Linked DNA regions of Homo sapiens: regions 1, 2, 4 and 5 are each linked to region 3. The links are chromatin loops, found by intact Hi-C in ENCODE. Cell type or tissue: heart right ventricle. All regions are shown on one strand.

Region 1 (5,000 bases), 300 kb before region 3:
ACACTGGCTGGATAATTATAAAATGATTTTACTGTTTCTAAAACTACAGCCATACCCATCAAGCATGGTAAGTGCTTTAAAAATTATTCCACTCCTCTTATCACTGGCCAAGTCTTCATCACTACAGACCTGGATTAACGCTGTAGTGTCCTCACTGCCGTCCCTAATGTATTCATGACACTTTATGTGTCTGTCAGATTACTCTTTCAATTCAGCACATTGTAGCTTCCAACTTTCTGTGCCTTCCCAAATTCCTTCACCCTTCACAATTTGACCCTTGACAATCTTCTTTCTAACCCTGTGTGAAAGTATGTCAGCATTCTTCCACTATGCCATGAAGAATGCTCTTTTACTCATCTCCCTCTCTGTTTTTGTTTTCTAGATCTTTTATTAAAGAGCCGTCATATGCCGTGTTTCCTCCATAGGAAGTCTTTCTCACTGTCTAAGCCAAGCTTGTCCAGCCCACAGGTCACATGCTGGCTTTGAATCCAGCCCAACACAAATTCGTAAACTGTCTTAAAACATTATGAGATATTTTTGCAATTTTTTTTTTTTTAGCTCATCAGCTATCATTAATGTTAGTGTATTTTATGTGTGGCCCAAGACAATTCTTCCAATGTGGCCCAGGGAAAGCCAAAGATTGGACACTCCTGATAAGCGCTCAGTCAATAGTTTCTTCTTTAAGGTTCGTTAGTACACTTATTGGTACCATTCATTTGATATAAAACTCTGCTATCTTTGTTGCTCTTTGTTTACTTCTTTGTATTCATAATGTTTCAATTTTATTTTTAATTTTTATGTCTTTTCAAATTCTGAAATAGCCTCCCTCAAAGTTAGTCACCACTCTAGGTAATCATTCTGTTGCTTTTCTTTGTAACTTTATATATTTGAATCTATAATTATTGTTTAATTTTGAATGAGTTTGAACTTTATGTAAATGGAATTATATTGAATGTATATTTTCCGTAACTTACTTTTTAATTTAACATTAAAGTCCTGAGATTCATACATATGAATTCTGAATTCATGCATTCATAAATTGTTTTCACTGCTGTATTGCATTCCAGTGAATTTGTCACTGTAGTAATTCTTACAGCCTGTTTAACTGTTGATAGACACTTAGGGTACTTCCAATAGTTTTTTGGCCATTACAAACAATGCTGCTACAAACAGTGTTGGCGTCATTGAGCTTTCTAGTTTTTGCAGTCTAATAGGTATTAAGTGGTATTTTGCTTTAATTTCACTTTTCTCATTACGAATATTCTGAATATATTTATTTTCCATATACAGCACTCTGTTTTTGAGTTATTTATGATACAGTTTCTACTTATTTGAGCCTTTTTTAATGTTAACATAAGTTTTATTCTTTTCCATAAGGTCTTACTCTTTTTTGTATGTTTATTCTGATGTATTTTTAAACTTCTTTGATATTGTAAATGGTGTCCTTTAAAATTTTGCATTTTCTAACTGTGTGCTAGAATGCAGAAATGCAGTTGATTTCATATATTGATTTTGGGACTAACTTAAACTCTGACTATTCTAATGATTTAGCAATAAATTCTAGATAACATTATATATGAATGAGAATATTATTTCTTTCTAATTGTTATCTTAATACCTTTTATTTCCTTTTCTTACTGAACTGGCTAGGATTTTTTTCTTCATCTTTTGAGGTGGGTCATTTTATTTTATTTTTAATATTCCTTTTTAGGTAAATTACATTGATTTTCTAAAGTGAAAACCTTTTATTTCTGGGGTGAATTCAACCTTACCAAAATGATCTTTTCTTATACGTTGATAGAATTGGTAGGCTAACATTTAGCTTAAAATTTTTTTTATCCATAGTAATGAATATACCAATATATTTTAATTTTAGAATATATTAGAAAATGCCCTCCAGGTTTTTACAAATAGTATTTGGTTTCTTATGGTATGAAAATCTCATAATTTTTTTTTATGTATATACACAGATTAATCCAAAGCTTGAGGTAATCGATTTGCAGATCTCTACTCCCCCTGTTATGGATATCCTTTCTTTTGATTCTACCACAGTAAGTCGGGTTTTTTTTTTTTTTTTTGACACTTAAGTGGCATTTAATCATTTGGCATAATCCATTTTCCTTTAAAAAATGTTGGGGGAGGAGATAAAACGTGGCCTATGTAGCCTAACATTTTAGTATAGGAAAAACTTTATAGTCATATTTACAATGCATCTAAATAGTTTACCACAAGGGGGGAGCAGCAACAATTTCCAGGAAAGCTTTTTTTTTTTTTTTTTTTTATACTTTAAGTTTTAGGGTACATGTGCACAACGTGCAGGTTAGTTACATATGTATACATGTGCCATGTTGGTGTGCTGCACCCATTAACTCGTCATTTAACATTAGGTATATCTCCTAATGCTATCCCTCCCCCTGCCACCCCACCCCACAACAGGCCCTGGTGTGTGATGTTCCCCTTCCCAGGAAAGCTTTTACTTTGAGGTCCCTGAGCTCAGTCTAATCCATACCCACTGTCTCACGTATTAAGATGCCACCCAGGTAACATTTCACATGCTGTTGCAGAGCAGATTCCCTATTGTGTTATTTGTCCTTCAGAGGTGCTAAACTTACTTCTAGTCTTCTCATTAGAAGCTGTAAGAAAAACAGCACTGCCGTTGGTTAATCTCTTTTGATGGATTATCCATAAATTAAGAAGTATTTCTAATACTTACAATTTTGTTGATAGAAATTACATATATAAAATTTATTTATTCAGTGTTTTCAAAATTTTCAAAGATTAAGAATTTTAGCCTTTCCATTTAGGATTCTGCTAATTCTTTCCAAGGCAAATCACTGCCACAGTTGATCCTGCTAGTCAGTGCAAAACTAATCGTAAGAACAAATGGGAAGAACAGCGTGGTCTTTGACGACACTACTGCTATGATGTCAGTTTAGTTAAATATTTTGGGTACATTTTTAATTTGTAGCCAAAATAAAACCCTGACATTATGACATTACAAATTCTCTAATAGATCTCAAGAATAGTATTTATTGTAGAGGAATTCTACAGAGGACTAGTCCATTTTGAGTCTATCTTGTACCAGAAACCATTCTAATTATTCAAGGGTCCTTTCAGTGTTAATCCCATAGCAGAGAAGCCTCCTAGATCTCTCATTAGGAGTTTCAGTGACAAAAACGAAGTGAGGGTAACCAATGAGCTGATGGTTAAAGGGAATTCCAAGAATCACTGGTGACCACTAGGACTTCAAATCGATCTGTGTTCTTGTTTCTTACAGTATTCATGTTTATAACTCTAGCAGCATTGCTGCATTAATAATTTAAGAAATTAAAAATTAATGGGATGTCTACAACTTGCCACAGTGCTTGGCTTATAGTAGGTGTTCAGTACGTTTATGTTCAATGAATTACTCCAAATGCATGTTGTAGAAATTTACAAAATCTGATGAGTTAGGTTTTCCCCCTGTAGCGAGAAGGAGCAAACAGGAGGTTTATGAGATGTGCTGCCTCCTTGTGAGGTAGTCAGTAGACTAAAATTGCACATTTCTGGCCTAGAAAATATCATAGATCATTAAAAATCTTTGGTCCACCTTTTGAGACTCACTGTCTCTCCCAGTACCCTTCAAGTTTTGCAAAGCCTCATTACGTGAGGAATCCAGACAGTTTTGACAGACAGTGCTATTGAGGTGGGCATAACTGCCTCTTAGCAAGGGACAGCAGGATGTCCCTTGTAGTATAGATTGTACATATCTATTGTAGATCATATGTGTCTGTTGTAGTATACATCTATAATACAGGACCATAACTCGAGGAATATATGGGGTATGTGGGACTTTGAGAAGACAGTTCTGTATAACAAACACATGACATTTAATAGCTGTGCTACAAAACAGAATAATAAAATGGAAGAGTAAAATTATTATCCACAAAGGATAATATTAGGTTGAATTATATGAAATTGTCATTTTGTAGGCAAAAACAGTCTAATATCAATGACTTCACATGGTTTCACCCAATATATACGCATTAAAAGGAAGACTCCACTAGTATATAAAAATCCAGCAAACAAACAAACAAACAAAACACAGGAAAACAAAATCTTGTTTGCTATAAATTGGTTTGAGATTATGCTAATAAACTCCCATCTAGGTAGATTGTAATCTGGGACATAGCTGCTTGCTGCCAAGCAAGGTATAAGGACTTTATTTTAATAGTGCATTCTGAAGACATAGATTCTCATAAAGTAGTTAGACTTTTTAAAAGAATATCTCCAAAGGGCTTTTCTTTAAATTTTCAATGTGTATCTCTTTCTTTTAGTTCAATGATAGATAATTGGTTAGAAAACTAAAATAAAATTACTTTTTCAACTATTTACCTTTCCATTAATATAGTGGTAAATAAGCCTTAATTATAGTCTCCTCCCTACACTGACAGTTTCTCTTTTGCTTCTGCACAACAAATCAGACATAATTGTAAAGGGGATTTATTTCTGCTTTGGCATGAAGCACAATTGCATTCAATATTTTTGTGTGTACTTTGCATGTGATTGTAATTTAAAAACCTGGAGAAATACTGGAAGCCAAAAAAAGTAGTGTTTAAAGGTAATTTTTGTTATTGTTATTGTAGTTACTGTTTCTTTTGAGGGTTGATTTGTTTGGTTTTTGTAGATTGGACATTTCCTTAAAAATTCATTTCATCAAGGTAGGACATAAAAAAGATGTCTCTTTAAACCTTAATTTGTAAAATTTCTTAGTAGCATAAAAGAAGTTTGTTATGGTGTAAGAAATAGTTGGCCTCTATTTCTACTTTCACTTGATTTAATATTATATTCAGGAAGATTTGTAGATCGAAGTGTACTGATATCTGTGCTCTGATGTCTTCTCACTACAGAGAAGAAATTGTGGCATACAGTCTTTAACAGGTGGTATCTTTGTGGCTTGCACTTGTGTCTCTAATGCCAAGCAGGAAATTTGATACAATATTGTGGATCAAAATAAGCTG
Region 2 (5,000 bases), 98 kb after region 3:
TAACTGGAATTCTCTTTGTTAAAATCTACAATAGCCTGCAGGTTGCCAAACCCAATGGACTTCTTCCCCGCTCATCTTACCTGACTTCTCAGCAATATTTGTCAAAGTTGGGACCCTATCTGCTTGAAACATGCTTACCTCTTGGCTTCCAGGGTTATTTTCTTAATTTCCTTCTACTTATCAATGTTTTTTGTGGGGTTATTTTCTTAAATGCTGCCATTTCTCAGAGCTTGTCTTAGGTCTTTTTAAAATTGGGGGGTGGGAGCTAGGGGAGGAATAGCATTAGGAGAAATATCCAATGTAGATGACAGATTGATGGGTGCAGCAAACCACCATGGCACTTCTATACCTATGTAACAAACCTGCACGTTCTACGCATGTACCCCAGAACTTAAAGTATAATAATAGTAATAAAATCTTTTGCCTACATTTTCTCCTTTAGACATATCTCCTTTAGATACTTATATCATCCACTTTTACAGTTTTAAAATCTATGCTTCGAGTTCTGATATCTCCTCTGAGCTCCAAACTTGTATATGTAACTTATTTCTTGCATCTCGTAAAAATTATAAACATCACATACTTAAATGCTCAAAACAGAGCACTGAACTCACTGTCCTCATCTGACTTGAGAAACTTTTCATCCAGTTGATCAAGACAAAACCTAAGATCCATTCTTTTTTATGGAATTTTATAGAGATGAAATTCACATTACATAAAATTGATCATTTTATTTTGTATGTATTTCTGTATCTCTTCTCCCAGGCTGAAAGGCAGTGGCTTGATCATAGCTTATTGTAACTTCCAACTCCTCAGTTCAAAGAATCCTCTTGACTCAGCCTCCCAAGTAGCTAGGACTACAACCATGTACCACCATGCCCAGCTAATTTTTCAATATTTTAGTAGAGACAAGACTTCACTATGTTGCCCAGGCTGGTCTTGAACTCCTGGCCTCAAGTGATTTGTCCACCTTGACCTCCCATAGCATTGGAATTATATGCATGAGCCCCTGCATCCAGCCCCAAATTAATCATTTTAAAGTGAACAATCCAATGGCATTAATCCAATCACAGTATTTTTCCTCTATCTAGTTCCAAAACATTTTCATAACTCCAAAAGGAAACTCTATACTTATTAAGCAGTTAGTTCTCATCCTCCCCTCCTTCCAGACCCTGGCAACCATCAGTATATTTTCTTTCTCTATGGATTTACTTTTTCTGGATATTTTACATAAATGAAATCATGCAAATTGTGATATTTTGTCCCTGGCTTCTTTCACTTAGCATGTTTGCAGGTTCGTCCATGTTGTAACATGCATTAGTATTTCATTCTTTTTTATAGCCAAATAATATTTCATTTTATATATACTGTCAAAATTTCTTTATTCATTCATCCATTGATGGACATTTGGGCTGTTTCCACCTTTGGGATATTGTGAATGGTCTAAGATTCCTGATCTCCCTTCTCCTCATCTCATATCCTATGCATCAAAAGGTCCAGTTTATTCATGGCCAGAATATATATATTGATCCATCTCCTTCCTGCCATCTCCACTGTCACCCTTCTATTTTAGACGTTTAGCATTTCTATTTTATCTTACTAAATAATGTGTTTTCCTGATTCCTCTTTTTTTCTTGTGTGCTAATTCTTTGTCCACACAGCAGCAAGTGCAGTAACTTAAAAAAATAAAATCATTAGATATATTATTTAAAATTATTATGTATATATTTACATGAACATAAATATATATGGCTTATACATATTTACATATATATAGATAACCTTTATTGAGTATTTACTATGTCTTAGCCTCTGTTCTATGGGCTTCCCATGAAATAATTCACTTAAGTCTCAAAACAATGGAATAGGTCCTATTATTGTTCTTTGCAGATGAGGAAACAAAGGGTCACCCAGCTAATATGTAGCTGTTAAGCGAAGACGAAGACGTGAGCCTCAGGAATCTGTCTCAAGAAGCTGTCCTCTGATTGATATGCAAGATTGTCTAAATCACATCTTGCCTCTCCTTCTAAAAGCTGGTCAATGGCTCCTTATTCTACTAACAGTATGAGTCATGACCCAAAGGCACTGCATGAGTTGGCCTTGACTATTTTTCCACCCCATCTTGCCACTCTCCTTATTACTCATTCTTCTTTATTGATTTCTTCCCTCAGGCCCTTTCTTACACTAAGCTCCCCCAGGTCTATTCATACCCTCTTCCCTCAGCCTGAAACATCTATCTTCTCTCCAGCCTTTATATCTCAATCTAAATGGCAGCTCTTCTTGGTGTCTCTTTCTGCAATGGGTACATTTCCTTTGTGATTTTCTCTCTCTTGTTTAAAAAATCTCAAAGCTCTTATTTCAATCTGTAATGTGTTATTGTTATTATTATTGTTTGCCTTTTGCTCATTAAACCACCAGAATATGAGCCTCCTATTCAAAATATGTTTATATGTTTTTCCTAGTTATAATTATAGCTACTGAAATTTTCATGGTTCTTGACACAATTTGTACTACTGGAACTGGGATGGCTCCAATTCTCTGTGTTATATAGGGAGAAAAGAAAATTGAACTACTTAAATTTTTAGTTTAGTCTTTGTATAGCTTGATATTCCTTCTTTCTTCCTTCTCACTCCTTCCCTCGAGAAACGAAAAAGAACTCTCCGCAGTTCCACATGTTGCTAAATAATCATGAACTTTATTACCCTGGGTGACTAGGTATTGGTTAAATCCTTCGCTTGATCTCAGGGAAGATTAGTTAGAACTTGTCCAAATAAAAACAGTCTAGCAACATCTGGTCTTTTGTGGTGTGGTTTGAAGTGCTTACTGGTTGGTGGCTCCTTGTTTTTCCTCCACGTCTCTATTTGTTTTTTAAAAAAGTAATCATGCTTGGAGTTATTAGAGCAGACACCTGATAGAGCGGTCAGCCAATGCAGCTTTACCTCGTAATCAGCCCATCATAGAGAGGATACTAATACCATGCCACAGTGCGGCAATTCGAAGATTGCAGGAAGCACGGCAATACCCATCCTGTGATGATAACCCACATTCTGCTAACTCTATAGAAAATGAGTCCACAAATTGCCTACTTCAAATTCTCCCATGTGAGTCTGTCCCCAAAGATACACTCCTTTCTTAATTCTGAAGGAATGCCACTAGGGAGGTGAAGAGGCAGAGCTCTATATAGTGTCCTATGTGTAGCTTTCTGCTACAGATTTATCTTTCAGTTACATAGTGTCTGTCTCTTGGAATAATTAGGAAGATTAGAGGACTAAAAATCATGACAGCTGTCATTCATTTACTGCTAGGGAATATACATGTAATTATCACCATTTTTCAAAGTAGGAATTACCTTCTTTTCTTGTGTCGAATAAGGACATTGAAGCTTCCAGAAATTAGCCAAATTGTCCAGTGCCATTTAACTAGTAAGTGGAAAGCTACAATTCTAATTCATGTCCGAATCACTATAAAGCTATCATGATACCTGGATGCCAGACTGCTTTCAAGATTAAGGACCATAAATTATAAGTAATTTAAATACTCAATAAACGTATGCGTCTGTAAAAGCGAAACCTTAAGTCTGGATAACTTGTATATCATTAGCTAGTCCATTGCATCTTCAAAATGTGTTTGAGTTATTGGTTAATTATTTTAATCATGATATTAATAGTATGTATTTATTGAGGGCTTTCCCTGTCCCAGGTGCTGCACTACCTATATTATCTTTTTATCTACATAAAAACTTTGTGAGATAGATACAATTATGATTTTCATCTTTAGAAGAGAAAACAGGTTAACAAGGTTAATAGCTCACCAACCATAGAGTGGCAGAGGATGGGCTGTTGGACCTTTAAAAGCATGCTCATCGAGGTTAATAGCTCACCAATTATAAAGTAGCAGAGGATGGGCTGTTGGATCTTTTAAAGCACGCTTGTAACCACTGTGTTAACTGGCCTTTCATGCATTAACCATGATCATGCAGCTTTTTACCTGCCTGTAGAATATGAACAGATGTTATCTGTAGATTTTGATGGAGTCAATACTAATGGTTCTGCAACTTCTTGTAGGGATACCAAAAACTAATTACACTTCTTTCACAGAGCCACCTTAATGGCATGGGCAAGCTGAAGGCAGGGTTATAGACAATTAAGCACAGTATTAGAGTAACTACTAATGTGATATATTGCACAGAGAGCAGCTCACTGGGAAACAGAAGAGATGCGGGAATCATAGATCCTATTCTCAAGCAGTTTCATGAGAAAAAATTTCTAAGTGTGGAAGACCTGGTGAATAATTAGATCGCAAGATTTTAATTTCAAAGGAATATAGTATTTCAGTGTGTAAGGGTCTATTGAGTGCAGAAGAACTATATGCCAAGAGCTGGCAGATGATTTTTGCTCAGGTGTCTGAAAACTGTCACACACAAATTATTAGCGATGGAAGAAAAGTTGGAGAGGAAGCCAAACATAAATAGGAGCACAGATGCAGGACGCAGTAACTTGGTTCGCTAGTGTTGGGCATGAGTAGAACCGGAATCTGTGACAAAGAGTCAGCGAGGGGAAAAGAGCATGTTTTGGGACAAGACTGTACAGTGTGCAAAGGGTTTCTCTTCTTTAAATGACCCAGGACATTGTTTAGATAATCTTGTTTGTCACAATTTCTCTTTGTGGCACTCCTGAGGCTTTCTATATCTCTTCTAAAGCATGAAGTTGTTTTCTTCACAGATCTCATACAACTGGCTTATATTTAATCTGCAGCCATCATTGTCAGCCACTAACAAATTATCTTCTCTGTATGCCTCCCCCGGTTCAAAAGAGCCTACTCATAAAAACTGCTACATCTCCCATTGATGGAGGTATCTGATATCAACCAGACACTGTTCATCAGTACTTAAGCAATCAACAAGCCTTTATTGAGTTCCTTGATGTGTGCATGGGTCTAGGCACTGTTCCTAAAAATTAGGTGTTTCATAAAAAGCACTCAACAGTGATTCAGAAATTTCT
Region 3 (5,000 bases):
AATGAAAAAGTATAATGTTTTAGTCCTTTTTCTCCATTGAGGAAATTTCTGTAGAATGGGTAGTCTCTGTAGAATGGGTAGAAAATAAAATGAATGCTTTAGAAAAAGACGGAGATGAATTTCCCTTAATGCCCAAAAAGACTTTGGGCCTAGACCTCCATGCACCTGCATTCAGCAGACATTGTGTGGCCTGCAAATCCCAAAATATTTACTATCTGGTCCTTTGAGGGTGTTTGCCAATCCCTGATTTAGCATATTAGTTATCTATCGCTATGTAGCAACACCAAAATGTAGTAGCTTAAAATAACAAACATTTATTCAGAGATACAGATAAAGGCTTCTGTAGGTAAGCGAGTCTGGCTTAGGGTCTCTCATGAGGTTTTAGACAAGCTGTTGACCAGGTTTTCAGTCGTTTCAAGGTTTGACTGAGGCTAAGGAATCCACTTCCAACTTCACACAGGTGGTTGCTGGGAGACCTCAGTTCCTCACTGGTTGCTGGAGAGAGAGAGAGAGAGAGAGCGCCGCTTCCAACTTCACACAGGTGGTTGCTGGGAGACCTCAGTTCCTCACTGGTTACTGGAGAGAGAGAGAGAGAGAGAGAGAGAGAGAGAGAGAGAGAGAGAGAGAGATAGTCTCTTATACCCAAAATTAGAGGTTACATACCATTACTTTCACCATATTCAGTTTGTTAGAAGTGACCACTAAGTACAACCCACATTCAAGGAGGATTATATAAAGGAATGGACATCAGGAGGCAGAGGTTATTGGGAGCTATCTCGAATTCTGACTATCAGACTATCACAATTAGTAACTTACCACCACCCACCCCTGCCCCACTAAATTTTACCCTTTTATACCTTTTATATTCTCATGCTATATGTGGATGTGGACTTGTGTCACTGTAGCTCTGGAATTTAGGACTATGATAACCAAGGTAAGCCAGATAGTGAAGAGTTGAAGTCATTTTAATGAACAGTCCAACTCTGAGATAGCAAGTCTTGTTGGTGCCTGTGGACCAAATTCACACTAAGACTCCAGAGGTTAGAGATACAGTACTTGGGAACCCATACGGACAAATCCTTACATATGGTAAGGATTCAGAAAGAATAGAGACCAGTGGTTAAGGCAAGTCTAGTTTGTGGCAAGGTAGGCAATTAAGAGAGCACATCAATAACAATGAGCACTTTTTATTTGTGAATTCATTCAGTATTCAACAAATATTTACTGATCTCCTGCTAGGCCCTAGGTGCTATTGAAGGCTTTGGGGATTTAGCAACAAACTTGGAAGCAAAGACGGCCTCAGGCAGGAAATATCTTACAGCAGATGCTTCCTTTGTATGTTGACAGAGCCAACAGGTGACTTCCCAGAACTTGACCTTTTTCAGTATTTGTGTGCAGAAGATACTTACATAAAAAGGTAATAGGTAGAGTTAAGTATATCCAGGGAAATGGAGACAGGTCCTAGAAACTTTTTAATGCATATACAGTCCTTCTTAGCTCAACTGAATGCTTTAAAAATGCTTGCTGCCCCAAAGTTTGTGAGTCCAGACACTGGCATGGAATGGCAGGGTCTATAAAAGCTATACATTGTTGAAAGGATCAATATGCTGCCTTGTTTTTCTTACCTGCTTTATTTAGCCATTTTTAGTATAGTCATATCTTTCACTAGGCTCAAACTATTTATTTAACAATCAGATCTAAAATTCTGCTCTAGAATCCTCAACTCAAAACCCAAACCATTTTTCTTCATATTAAGATGGGTGCAGAGAAGAGAGATTGGGGGAGGAGGGTGAGTTTTCTTGATCGATCCCGAAGAAGTCAGGCTGATTTGGCGATAAGATCCTTTGTCTGTGCTAGTTGGGTTGAAGAATAATCATGGTGGCCCTGCCTCCAGGACATTGCAAAAGTTTTGATGTGTCAATGAAGTTAATTTTCTCTGTGTATGTGATTGAAAGTCCTTTTTAGGATCCTGTTAGACCCAAATATTCCATCGCCTGTATTTACGTCAGTGGTTTATTGGTGTGGAATTTTTTAATGGCTCTCTGGGACAGACTTACACTCTGAGCTCTGTAGAGCTCAGAGAAATGTTTATTTCAGCCATCCACCTTTCAAAAGGGAGAGACTTGGAGGAAAATACAAATTTGAAAATTTATTGTTTCGAATGTGAATCTGTGAGGAAAATGGAAATGTAATTTCTAAATGAAATAACAGCAAAGCAAAATATTGATGTATACTAGGTAGCCACAGCCATCTCTGACTGTGAATACTTTTTCTTGGAGATTGTAATATCTGATGCCAGATACACACATGTTTTACACTTATTCAGCAGTTAAAGGTAAGAGGTTGTGAAACTCTAAATAAGCCAGGAAAAAAAAAAAGAGGCAAAGGGCTGAGTCTGAGTGAGTAAGGGAAGATAAATCAGATGAGATTGCATGTTGATGACACTCCCTAGTGTTGCTCAACAGCAATATCTGACAAACAGCAAGAGAAAAAGGAAACATTTTGGCAGAGTCAGCCACCCCCAGCAACCCTCTTCAAAACCCTGCTAAGAAATCCCCACCACTGGATGAGTTATTTCCTCTTTCTGCAGTATGAGTACAATGGGAAAAAAAATAGGCCCTAGAGCTGAAATATTGAAGTTAGGAAACAGTGGCATGAGTAACAACACAGAAATGAATTAGACAGGCCTAGAGGCACAGATCTTCCATCTAGAGGGCTCGAGTTTTGAAGTCCGTTTTGGTACAGTGGGTATTTGGACCATCTTTCAAGACTGTTATGATGTTTTGTTTATGACCATCCTTTTTACTCTTCACTTTGCTTATTAGCTCCTCCCGCCTGGAATCAAAAGGAACTGTACCTCCCTCAACCCCTGTGTAGCCCCACCAGAATCGCTTTGGAAGTGCTTATGCTTTCTTCAAAGCCCAACTGAAGTCCATTTTCCTCCAAGAAGCTGTCTAAGCTCTTCTAGTTCAGAATTAGCCTCTTTCTCTTTTCTTCTCTTAATGAATATCTTTAGTCTTTTATTAAATTGGTCACAGTGCCCTTTATCTGCAAGTTATTTATACATTTTTTTTGTCTTCTCTATTGAGTTAAAAAACCTCCTGAGAGCAAAGGCCTTGTCATTAACATTTTTATGCTTCCTATACCATTTACTTGGTGATAAGAGGGCTGTAATAAGCCAATGTAATAAGTCATTATTGACTTAAAGTATAAACTCTTAATAAATATAATAAGGATTAATAGGTTCCTAGTCAAAAGTACCTTAACTGTGTTTTTTGCAGATAGAACAGATCAGTCTCTATTTTGTTTTATAGAATGCTGATGAAATAAACTAAGCTATTTTTTAAAAAATCCCAGGGAAGCAAGTTTTTATTTTTATTTTTATTTTAGAACTGTTTGATTAAAAGGTAAAAGAATTTCTCCACCTATCTTTGAGTTCCTTGGAGACACAAGACCATGTACTTGTCCTGTTGGCATCAGGTTAGAGTTATGGTAGGTTCTAGAACATTTTAATTTTTACCCTCTTACTAGAGAAACCTGCTATTTAAACAGAGTTCCATTTCTTAAAAAATAAGCAGACTAACTTTCACCAAACGCTACAGTTTTCTCCCTTCATCCTCCTTCCCAAGCCTCTCAAATGTGTCATTTACGCCTATTGGCTATACTTGCGAAATTGTGCTTCCCTTTCCTAACTCTTTGCATTAACTGGCTTTGATCTTCATCACCCTCCAGAAGCAGTTCTCTAAAAGGTCAATAGTGGCATTCTTTTTGTCAAAATCTCTATAGCATCTATAGTTGATAGCCTGATCTTTGTGACTCCCTGCTGTCTTGGCTTTCACATTTCTCTGTTTTTTTTTTTTCTAGGGGGTAGGATAACTAATTTGTGAAACACACATGTCCGTATGTCTGTTTGCGCTATTGGTATATTTGAAGCTCATCACAATTCTCTGAGGCAGGGGTCATTCTTGTATACTATCACTTGAGTATAGATTTTTTGGTTTTGTCTCATTGGTCAATCACTTTGTAGAGGTAGGCTGGTTGAAAATTCACTGAGAGTGGAATCCATGCACTCCACCTCTTCTCCATCACCCACAGTGCCTGACACAGCAAATATTTTCAGACTTAATAAATATTTGTTGACTGATTGTAGTTGAAAGTGCTCAGGTCTTGAAATAGAAGAACAACATGAACATTGACCAGATTTTGGTTGAATTTCTCTGTTTTTCAAAGTGCTGGCAGAAAACTCCTTTCATAAACCATCTTAAAGGAAAAATGACTCCTTCATAAGATCATATTTGACACTAATTTAGAAAACCATTAGCAACTGTCACAGGTAGGTCAGAGCAGGCTTCCCTCCAATGACAGGAGAACCTCTCAGCTGGAAGTGATCGAACCCTGAGGTCTCCATCTGAATTAAATCAGGGTGATTATATTTATTATCTGCTCTCGGCATCTTTGCCAAGTTTCTGAGTCAGATGCACTGAATTTGTACTTTCTGTCTGACACGCAGATATCTTATCCCTCATTTCCATGTGAGATTAAGACTGGCCCCGGGTGAAATGAGAGCATGGGGGCGGTGCTGGTGAAGTTAGTCTGTGTGTCACCCTCTCCATTTCCTCTTACACTCCCTTTATCCCCTTTCAGTTCCTCCTTTCCCACCAGGTGCCAGAGGGGTTATGCTTCCCCATAGTCTTTCTTGGCATTGGGGAAGTGATGGGAACTAACTTTTTTTTTTAAGTGTCTACTATGAAGCACATTATTGGGCATTCTTGAGTCATTGCTTAAGTTTTTAGTCCCTTTGCCTCCATGAGACAGCTTTTTATTATTTGGGTATCACAGAGATTGAAACTGAGGCTTTGAAAGGGTAGAAAACATGTCCAAATCACACAGCTTATAAATACAAAGGTGGGATTTAAGATCTGCCTGTCTGACTCCAAAACATCTGGGCTCCTGATATTGTACAAGGTCAGCTCCTCAGAGGAAAGGGATGAGATAAAATT
Region 4 (5,000 bases), 110 kb after region 3:
GGTATGTCTTTATTAGCAGTGTGAGTGCGGATTAATACAGTAAATTGGTACCAGTAGAGTGGGACATTGATGAAAAGATACCCCAAAATGTGGAAGTGACTTTGAAACTGGGTAACATGCAGAGGTTGGAACAGTTTGGAGGGCTCAGAAGTAGATAGGAAAATGTGGAAAAATTTGGAACTCCCTAGAGACTTGTTGAGTGGCTTTGGCCAAAATGCTGATAATGATATGAACAAAGAAATCCAGGCTGAGGTGGTCTCAGAAGGAGATGAACTCATTGGGAACTGGAGCAAAAGTGACTCTTGTTATATTTTAGCAAAGAGACTGGTGGCACTTTGCCCCTGCCCTAGAGATTTGTGGAACTTTGAACTTGAAAGATGATTTAGGGTATTTGATGAAGAAATTTCTAAGCATCAAAGGATTCAAGAGGTGACTTGGGTGCTGCTAAAGGCATTCAGTTTTAAAAGGTAAACAGAGCATGAAAGTTTCGAAAATTTGCAGCCTGACAATGTGACAGAAAAGAAAATCCCATTTTCTAAGGAGAAATTCAAGCCAGCTTCAGAAATTTGTGTAAGTAACAAGGAGCTGAATGTTAATCCCCAAAACAATGAGGAAAATGTCTCCAGGCATGTCAGATGTCTTCATGGCAGCCCCTCCCATCACAGGCCCAATGGTGTAGGAAGAAAAAATAGTCTTCTGGGCTAGGCCCAGGGTTTCTGTGCTGTGTGCAGCCTAGGGACTCAGTGCCCTGTGTCCCAGCCACTCCAGCTGTGACTAAATAGGGCCAAGGTACAGCTCAGGCTGTGGCTTCAGAGGGTGCAAGCCCCAAGTCTTGGCAGCTTCCATGTGGTGTTGAGCCTGTGGGTGCACAGAAGTCAAATATTGAGGTTTGGAAACCTCTGCCTAGGTTTCAGAGGATGTACAGAAACACCTGGATGTCCAGGCAGAAGTTTGCTGCAGGGGCAGGGCACTCATGGGGAAACTCTGCTAGCGCAATGCAGAAGGGAAATGTGGGGTGGGCACCCCCACCCAGAGTCCCCACTGGGGCACTGCCTAGTAGAGCTGTGAGAAGAGGGCCACTTTCCTCCATACCCCAGAATGGTAGATCTGCTGATAGTTTGCATCATGTGCCTGGAAAAGCTGTAGACACTCAATGGCAGCCCATGAAAGCAGCCAGGAGGGAGGCTTTACCCTTTAAAACCATAGGTGCAGAGCTGCCCAAGACCATGGGAACCCACCTCTTGCATCAGCACGACCTGGATGTGAGACATGGAATCAAAGGAGATCATTTTGGAGAAGATTTGACTGCCCTGTTGGATTTCAGACTTGCATGGGGCCTGTAGCCCCTTTGTTTTGCCCAATTTTTCCCATTTGGAATGGCTGTATTTACCCAATGCCTGTACCCCCATTGTATCTAGGAAGTAACTAACTTGCTTTTGATTTTGCAAGCTCATAAGCAGAAGGAACTTGCCTTGACTTGGATGAGACTCTGGACTGTGGACTTTTTAGTTAATGCTGAAATGAATTAAGACTTAGGGAGACTGTTGGGAAGACACGATTAGTTTAGAGATGTGAGGACATGAGATTTTGGAGGGTCCAGGGGCAGAATGATATGGTTTGGCTATGTCCTCACCAAAATCTCATCTCAAATTCCCACATGTTTTGGGAAGGACCTGGTGGGAGGTAATTGAATCACTGAATCATCATTATCGTGAGAAAAGCAGGTCTTTCACATGCTTTTCTCCTGATAGTGAATAAGGCTCAAGAGATCTGATGGTTTTATAAGTGGGAGTTTCCCTGCACAACCTCTCTCTCTCTCTTTGCCTCCTGCCATTCATGTAAGACATGACTTACTCCTCTTTGCCTTCCACCATGATTGTGAGGCCTCCCTAGCCCTGTGGAACTGTAAGTCAATTAAACCTCTTTCTTTTGTAAATTGCCCAGTCTCAGGTATGTTTTTATCAGCAGCATGAAAACAGACTAATACAGTGCCTCTATTTCAAACCTGAGTGTGTGGGATTGAGATATATCTAGATAGTTGGTGATAATGCTGTAATTTGTTTAGTCATTCAGGTTCATCCTAATGAAGTATTGATAAGACAATAAGCGTTTATACTTTGGGCTGCGTTTGGGTCAGGGTTCAACAAAATAATGCTACTTATTCCATATTGGAGTTCATTTTTAGATTTCAATTCACTCTCAATTTTTGCTTAATTCCTGGTGGGGAGAATCATTTAAATCAATTTGATATGATTTAAGTCACAGCATGATTAAATCTTCATCAAAAAAGAGCTTTACCAACATAGTCATAACATATTATCATAATATTATCATAATAGTCATAAGATCATCAATGGCCATTTATTAGGCCTCCATTTAACATATAATATTGACTTAAATTACTACTATACTTTAGAGTTTGAGGGTGATGACAGAGTAAAATACTTGAATCAGCCTCTAAAACTGTGTACATATAGAGGTGTTTAATAAAGCCGTTCTGGGCAGTTTTTATTTCATAAGCCAGAAATAATTTAGCATTTTATTAAGATTTGTATTACTGAAAACTGTCAGGTACCCAAATGCTGAATGATTGATAGTGTTTCTCTACCCTCTAGTGGTCTGATGCAGAACTGAAAAGGCCAACACGAGAATCTTCAAGTACAATTGCCTGGGAATCCTGAGGTCTGGACAGCAACACCTGAATCTGAATCTCTTTTGGGTTGAATCATAAAAGAAAATAGTATGGAGAGATTTAAGGCCAGGCCTCTGGAGAAGGGTAATATAAGCATGGATTTTCATCTTTAAGCTGATTTCAAAACATGACAGATGGAGTGGAGGTGGTTTACAAAAACGTTTCCCCTTTACATGTCTTACTTATTCTGGAATACTGAAGGGTGAAGTACATTGAAACAAATAATCTCTCCCTGGATTTCTCATCAATGACATTATTGACATTGGGCGTGACAATGCTTTGTTGTGGAGGACCCCCTTGTGCATTATAGAATGTTTAGCAGCATCCCTGTCTTCTTACCCACTAGATAACAGGAACATCCTGCACCCCATCCCTAACTGTGATAATCAAAATGTCTCTAGCATGGAAAATATCTTCTTTGGAGGAAGAATTTCCCCCATTGAGAACCGTCTTGCTCTTAACGGTTCCTATTAGGTAGGTTGGAAATAATTTGCCAATAAAAATAATTATTTTATTGGCAGGGCGCGGTGGCTCATGCCTGTAATCCCAGCACTTTGGGAGGCCAAGGCAGGCAGATCACGAGGTCAGGAACTCGAGACCATCCTGGGGCTAGCACGGTGAAACCCCGTCTCTACTAAAAATACAAAAAAATTACCAGGGCTTGGTGGCATGCACCTATAATCCCAGCTACTCAGGAGGTTGAGGCAGGAGAATTGCTTGAACCCAGGAGGCAGAGGTTGCAGTGAGCCGAGATGGTGCCACTGCACTCCATCCTGAGAGACAGAGTGAGACTCCGTCTCAAAAATATATATATATTTTAATACTTAGCACTTGCTAATAATCCCTGTATTATTTAATTTAATCCTTATAAGAATCCTCAGGTGTAAGTCCTACACTAGTATTATCCCAGTCTTACAGATGAGGAAACGAGGACTCAGAGGAGTTGAGTAACTTTTGTGACATTGCATAGGCAAATGGTAGAGCCAGCATTAAAATCCAGGTAGTCTAGCTCTGAAATCTGCATTTCGAAACACTCTATCATAAGAGTGTCAACCTTTTTTTTTTTTTTTTTTTTTTTGAGACGGAGTCTCGCTCTGTCGCCCAGGCCGGACTGCGGACTGCAGTGGCACAATCTCTGCTCACTGCAAGCTCCGCTTCCCGGGTTCATGCCATTCTCCTGCCTCAGCCTCCCGAGTGTCAACCCTTTTAAATCTCTCAAATGGGATGAAAAAGAGCATTACTGATTTACAAGCAATAATAATCCATAGATTCCAATTTGCATAATTCTCTGGACTGACAATAAAACAGAAGGGAAAGACAGTGGAATGACCTTGTCAGAGGAAGATCCATTCATTTTCTTCATTTACTTATCGAATGCCTACTGTCTACACAGATACAGAAATGTATAAAACAAAGGTCCTGCCTTCTGAAGCTTACTTACATTGTTGCAATCAACAAGAAAATGAACAAAGTCATATATATGATATTTCATATAATAATATGCTATGGAGAAGATAGAACATGTTAAAGGGAATAGACAGGGCATGAGATGGAGCAAGAGTTCTGCTATTTTTATATAGGTCAGGGATGAAGGAATGAGAAAGTGACCAAGTGAAGATGTGATGGGGAAGTATTCCCAGTGGTGAGAATAACAAATGCAAAGGCCCTGAGGTAGGAGTATATTTGAAGTAGGAGCAAATTTGCTAGCGTGGCATGGGGAAGGCAAGTAGTCAATAGGATTGGAGTAGAGTTGAGTGAAGGGGAATAGAAGAAGATGAGGTTGAGAGGCAGTGGCAAACAGGCAGGAAGGGAACTGCAGATCTTGCAAGGCCTAGTAAGCCCTTGTAAGAACTTCAACTTTTACTCAGCATGAGATGAAAATGTATTGGAAAGAGAAATGCCATGCTCTGACTTAATTTTTCAAAAGATTATGCCAACCTTCTTTCCATGTTTGGAAAGTAGTTTTTCATACTGATTAAAATAATAAGTTCTGCAATCAGACTGAACTAATTCTAAATATCTCTAAAAAGTTCACTTTCTGTGGGTTTTGGGACAAGTAACTTGCCTTTGTCTTGATTTTCTTGTCTGAAAAGAAAAAGATGTGGCAGTACTCTAGTTTATTGAATCTAAGTGCCATCAGACAGGAGATGCACCATTATTTTACGTATCAATAAGAAAACAAAACATAACACTGCTAATGATGTACAAATCAGTCAAATCAGGCTCATGTACAAGTTAGTCAAATCAGTCTCTCTGAGTTTGGAAATGTCATTAATCTATTGCTGGGGACTTGGCAATTTTTCCTGCC
Region 5 (5,000 bases), 77 kb after region 3:
AGCCTCTCTTACCTTTCACCTGGAATCCCAGCAAGTCAGCTCCAGGCCTTTGGTCTTACCTCCCTCCTGTCTTTTCTTCACGTTGCAAATAGAGAGCTCTTTTGAAAACATAAACTGGCTTATATCACTTCCTCAATTAAAGTCCTCCAAAGGTTTTCCATTGCACTAGAGGAAAATCCAACTTCTTGTCCAGCCAACAAGGACCCACATAATCTCCCACTGCCCTCCTTTCTGAATGCATCATTATCACTTTCCTCATCCTGAGCCGGCTTCCTTTTTGTTTCTGAAACACCAGTTGGGGTCCTCTCAAGCCAAGTGTCTCAAATTCTTCACATTCTCCTCTCAGCCATTTGATGGCAGGCTTCCTTTGTTCATTTCAAAGGTATCCTCTTCAACAATATCTTTTCTTATCTCTTATCTAAAATTTTACCTCCACCCTACTCTTCCTCTATCCATTAACATGTTTTAGTATTTTTCATACCACAGATAGCATTTTAAAATTTGTTTATATGTAGTTAGGGAAACAATTACTTGTTTAGTACTGATAACTGGAGAAAAGAAGAGTTTGAAGGGATAATTTTAAGAGTACAACAAAATTTAGAGGAAAGAGAATGCAGTGGTCTGAATTCTAAAGTACATAAGGAGCTGAATTCCTCAGGCTGGTTAGAATCCCAAGGGTAAGGGCAAGGAGAGAGGACAAGAAAAGCTAGTGGGGTGATTTATGCTGAAAACGAAGGCAGGAAGCAGCTTGATGGGGCTTGAGACAAGGACCTGATTTGAAGACAGGGGTGTGATGCCTAGAAAGGCAGGTGGAAGTAGATTGCAGAGAGTCTCAAATGCTTGTCAGAGGCATTTATGAGCATTCTAGTAGCAAAGGACCTTTATGTCCTTTAGTTTCAGAGCTGGCTTCTGTTTTTTTCATATCGAGCAGCTCACACACAATCCCATGGGAGAACCTGTTGATTTAGAACTGTTTAAATACCAGTGATTTGCATTGGAGACTTTTTATCCTTAGGTAAACGTGTGTGCTAACAGTCAGACAATAATCCAGCCAGTAAGAATGAAGCCAGGCTGGCCTTCTCTGAGTTGGAAAATAACGAAAACAGGCAGGGCGTGGTGGCTCACATGTAACCCCACATGGCCTCACAGGGCGTGGTGGGGTTACACTTGTAACTCCAGCACTTTGGGAGGCCAAGGTGGGTGGATCACCTGAAGTCAGGAGTTTAAGACCAGCCTGGCCAACATGGTGAAATCCCTTCCCTACCAAAAATACAAAAAAATTAGCGAGGCATGGTGGTGGGTGCCTGTAATCCCAGGTACTCAGGAGGCTGAGGCAGGAGAATTGCTTGAACCTGGAAGGTGGAGGTTGCAGTGAGCCAAGATCGCGCCATTGCACTCCAGCCTGGGTGACAAGAGTGAAACTCTGCCTCAAAAAAATGTAAAAAAAAAAAAAAAAAGAAAAGAAAGAAAATAACCAAAACAGCTGGAAGAAAGATCACATGCACCTGTCGTGTTTGCTTTGGGACAGGCAATCTCATTCTGCAGTTTAGAAAAAAGAAACTTTTCACTCATCTAAGGAGATTTGCACTTCACAAACACACTTCCATTAGTAAAGTGATTATCATAAAGAAGGCAGAGTTTTCTCTTTTCAACAACAGGCCTACAGTACTTTGCTATGGACTGCTCTGATTATTAGGGGATTTTTTGGGAACATTTATAACTTCTTCCTCAGCTGTCCTTGTTCCTTCGGGGGAAGTTTATCTTATCATATCACTTAAAGTCTTGAAGAATCAAAGTGTATGGAAATCAGTGTGCCATGGAGGAAGTTTTCCGAACTTCAAAGTACAGATGCCTTGGGCATGGAAGGAACAGCCTGCCACCCAAGTGGTCGTCAGCATGTCTTTTCCCACCCTGCTTCCACCCAGCAGGCAGATTCTAGGATGTTCAGGGTGTTCCGAGACCATTTGGAAGCTAAAACAAATGTCTTCGCAGAAGCATTTCTTCTCATTTGGACAAAGAATAAGGGAACAATGTGGGTTGTTGAACTTGTATGTTTGGAGATGGAAGGATATTGGAAGCAGTTGCCAAATCCTTCCTTTCCTCAAGCACCTGTCTACCATGGGCTAGATCAGCCTTTAATCCTGGCTTTGAACATCAAGTTTTGACAACTACCACCCATCCTGCTGGAAACTGGCATTGTGTTTTTAATTTTCATTCTTTTGAGTCTTTTGGTTATGCTTGGAAGCACTGTGAAATCCGAGCCAATATGTGTGGAGAGGAAGATAGGGCAATATTTTATATATTTATAAATACACAAACAATAAACATAATATATATAAAACACATACATACATATGTACACATATCTACATGTATATATACATATATGTGTATGTTTATATATGTATATACTTATAATCTATTAGGCATATTATTTATTATTTTTCTGTATTATAAATATATATACATTATAGGTGTGTATACACATATAGACTGTGATGCGTGTGTGTGTGTGTGTGTATAAATAATTTTCCACAACCATTTGGACTCTCAGGAGTTTTCCTTCTTCTCATGTTTTTTCCATCAACTCTGCTAAGGTTGTTTAAATGGGAATTCTCTGACCCTTCCTTCTGACAGGATGAGGGGGACAGATGACTGAGCTCCAGCTATTCTCATGGTTGCAAGGCAGGAGACACCGCGACCTACAGGAAGCTTCCTCACTGGAGAAACATAACAAAGCACTGTCTGAGGCACTTCCGAAAGGGTGGGCTGGCTGCCCACAAGGCTGGGAATGGCAGCTTTGGCTTGGCTTGAGTTCATGGACATTTTCCTCTGGCTACCTAGGGAAGTTCTGCTTATAGTTCAACTTAGTAAGTGTACTACACCCTCTTCCCACAAACTCACGAGGAGGTGGGGGTAGGGATGCCACATTTTGTACCTAGTTCACTTTCGTGGGGTACTACTTTACACTTGAACATTGACTGTTTCAGTTCACAGTAGAAAGCTGAAGGGAGACAAAGTTAAACTCAAGAAAAGCATCTTCCTCTAGTAAAAGGTGCCAGGGAAGTTATTTACGGATGATGAGGAGGAGGCAGTGGAGATTACTAGCTAAATGCAGCATTTGGGTTATATGTGGATTATAAATTGCTGGATGTACAGATAGTTGAGAGTTGCCTGAACATCACAGACTCCAGTTGTAGATTTGTGACTTAAGGGTGACTGAAATAGGCAATGAGAATGACCCATGAAAGCCTTTCAAAAAGTCAACTTTTGCTAGTTCCATTAAGTAGAATTTTATTTTTCCTGCATAGCCGAGTATTTAGGACTTGGGTAATTCTCTCTGATAATGAATGTTTTCCCTACAGCTGGTTACATCCTTACAGCATGTGTTGGCTTGTGGTCCCTGGTGATGTAAGAGTGGGGGAAAGGCCATTAGCTGTGTAAGTTGAAGACCACAGATGTTCCCCGTTGTGCACTGGTTTTTCAGATGTAAATCTCGGTGTTCTGGGAGACCTGGTAGGAAGTTCTGGGAAATAATTCTGGGATAAAAGAAGTTTTAAACAATGCCCATTGCAAACACAAGGACACTGTAAATAAACCAAGTCTCCCATGTACTTCCCTTTCAGCCATAAATATATCTTTTCCTCTTCTGGATCTTACTGGGTTCTTCTTATAGGGCTTCTAGCCTACTGTGCCCTTGGCTGACTTAGTTTATCTCAACACTTCATCTAGTCTTTCCTCAATCACCTGGCCTTCCTATCACTCTTGTAGGATATATACTCCTTCCTGCAATTTTTGGAGGAACAGACATAAAGCCTTCTTTAGCTCCTCTTGGTACAAGAGTGGGCATGAAATGCAGCAGTCCACCAGGACCGTAATTCTCAAGGTCAGGGACGGGTTGTTCTCAATCCTTTCGTAGTTGATGAGAGTCTTTGAGATGACACTCAAGTTTGTCTTGTAGTATTCATGTTTGCTATATTATATTTCTGAGAACAAATAGAAGCCATTAGAAGGAAATCTCCCAACCTCCCCTAGGAAAAATAGCAATCTCTCTACCTCTGCACTCATGCTTTGCCCCTGGAGCACCTGCATCAGAATCACCTGGACTTGGTGTTGAAAAAGGCTAGACCTATTAATTCAGAAACCTAGAAGGTAGGTAATGTATGGGAATCTGAATGTTCATGAGCACACTTGCTGATTCTAATGTAGACTGAGATTGAAGAACTACTACCTCCACCTATCGATTATACTTTCTCTAATATATTTATCCCCTTCCATATTGGTTAAGATAAATGATCCTGGAGCTCTGACACTTACTAGCTGGGCAAGTTACTTAAACTCTGTGCTTCTATTTCCTTATCTATAAAATGAGGATAGTAAGAATACCCATTTTTCAAAGTTTTATAAGGAAGATTAAATGAATAAATATATGTAAAACATATACATATATTTGTATAAGGAATGTATGACCAACAAGATATATGTTGGCTCTTATTATTACCGAGTCCTTCCTCTCAACATTTAAACATATGTGAGATTCTGCTTTTTTTCTTTTTTAGGACTTTACTATTTTTTTAAATCCTCCAGAGACCTTTTATCTTTTTCTCTCTGTAGCCTCAGTAATAACCCTTTATCTTTTTATTATTTCCTCCAATATGTCCTGTTCCCTCTTCCCCACCACAGGGCTTTACTACACGATGAAATACGGCTCTCAACACCACCCTTTCCCTAGTTATTTTCTACTCATTCTCTATTGTCAACTCACTGGTCTCTTTTGTAGGGAACCTTCAGACTTAGCAAATGCCTCCCACTCTTCTGCTTTCAAATCCTGCATAGTATTTGTCAGATTTTTCATTTCACATTTATTTGTACAATCATTTGGTTATGCCTATTACCTCCACTACGCTGAAAGCTCTAAAAGGGCTGGGATCCTGCTAATTTTTGTCTGTAAATGTTTCCCCATTGCTGAGCATTGGGACTGGCACTTACTAGTTCCTTAT

Evidence for each region. Hi-C counts contacts between places; a loop is a spot of excess contacts. Peaks named below come from ENCODE experiments on the same cell type or tissue, not always from the same donor. Only the 100,000 strongest peaks of a DNase experiment are listed, where the experiment ranks them.
Region 1: a loop joins it to region 3, with 2.8 times the contacts of the local background. A loop is called at or near these places in 15 of 110 quality-filtered maps.
Region 2: it touches region 3 in a loop (2.4-fold over the local background); 12 of 110 quality-filtered maps call a loop at or near these places.
Region 4: a loop joins it to region 3, with 2.0 times the contacts of the local background. A loop is called at or near these places in 13 of 110 quality-filtered maps.
Region 5: it touches region 3 in a loop (2.6-fold over the local background); 7 of 110 quality-filtered maps call a loop at or near these places.

What each region holds. Positions count from the first base shown.
Region 1 is chr12:89,456,689-89,461,688 of GRCh38, reverse strand. The region is part of intron 9 of POC1B-DUSP6 (POC1B-DUSP6 readthrough); the gene reads left to right. It overlaps POC1B (POC1 centriolar protein B), which reads left to right. Exons shown (of 12, transcript NM_172240.3): 10 at 1,971-2,051. Among named protein-coding and RNA genes, the nearest start is that of GALNT4, 66 kb to the left of the region's middle. In heart right ventricle, a CTCF peak has its summit at 2,226 (motif pointing right); no DNase peak of the experiment used is centred here; H3K4me3 peaks cover 523 bases; H3K27ac peaks cover 963 bases.
Region 2 is chr12:89,062,090-89,067,089 of GRCh38, reverse strand. No RefSeq gene overlaps it. Among named protein-coding and RNA genes, the nearest start is that of LINC02458, 45 kb to the right of the region's middle. In heart right ventricle, no CTCF peak of the experiment used is centred here; no DNase peak of the experiment used is centred here.
Region 3 is chr12:89,160,433-89,165,432 of GRCh38, reverse strand. No RefSeq gene overlaps it. Among named protein-coding and RNA genes, the nearest start is that of LINC02458, 140 kb to the right of the region's middle. RefSeq lists an enhancer at 4,671-4,730. In heart right ventricle, no CTCF peak of the experiment used is centred here; DNase peaks (open chromatin) are centred at 2,512 and 4,572; H3K27ac peaks cover 4,311 bases.
Region 4 is chr12:89,048,883-89,053,882 of GRCh38, reverse strand. No RefSeq gene overlaps it. Among named protein-coding and RNA genes, the nearest start is that of LINC02458, 32 kb to the right of the region's middle. In heart right ventricle, CTCF peaks have their summits at 2,410 and 2,614 (motif pointing left); no DNase peak of the experiment used is centred here.
Region 5 is chr12:89,083,375-89,088,374 of GRCh38, reverse strand. No RefSeq gene overlaps it. Among named protein-coding and RNA genes, the nearest start is that of LINC02458, 66 kb to the right of the region's middle. In heart right ventricle, no CTCF peak of the experiment used is centred here; a DNase peak (open chromatin) is centred at 2,814; H3K27ac peaks cover 4,006 bases.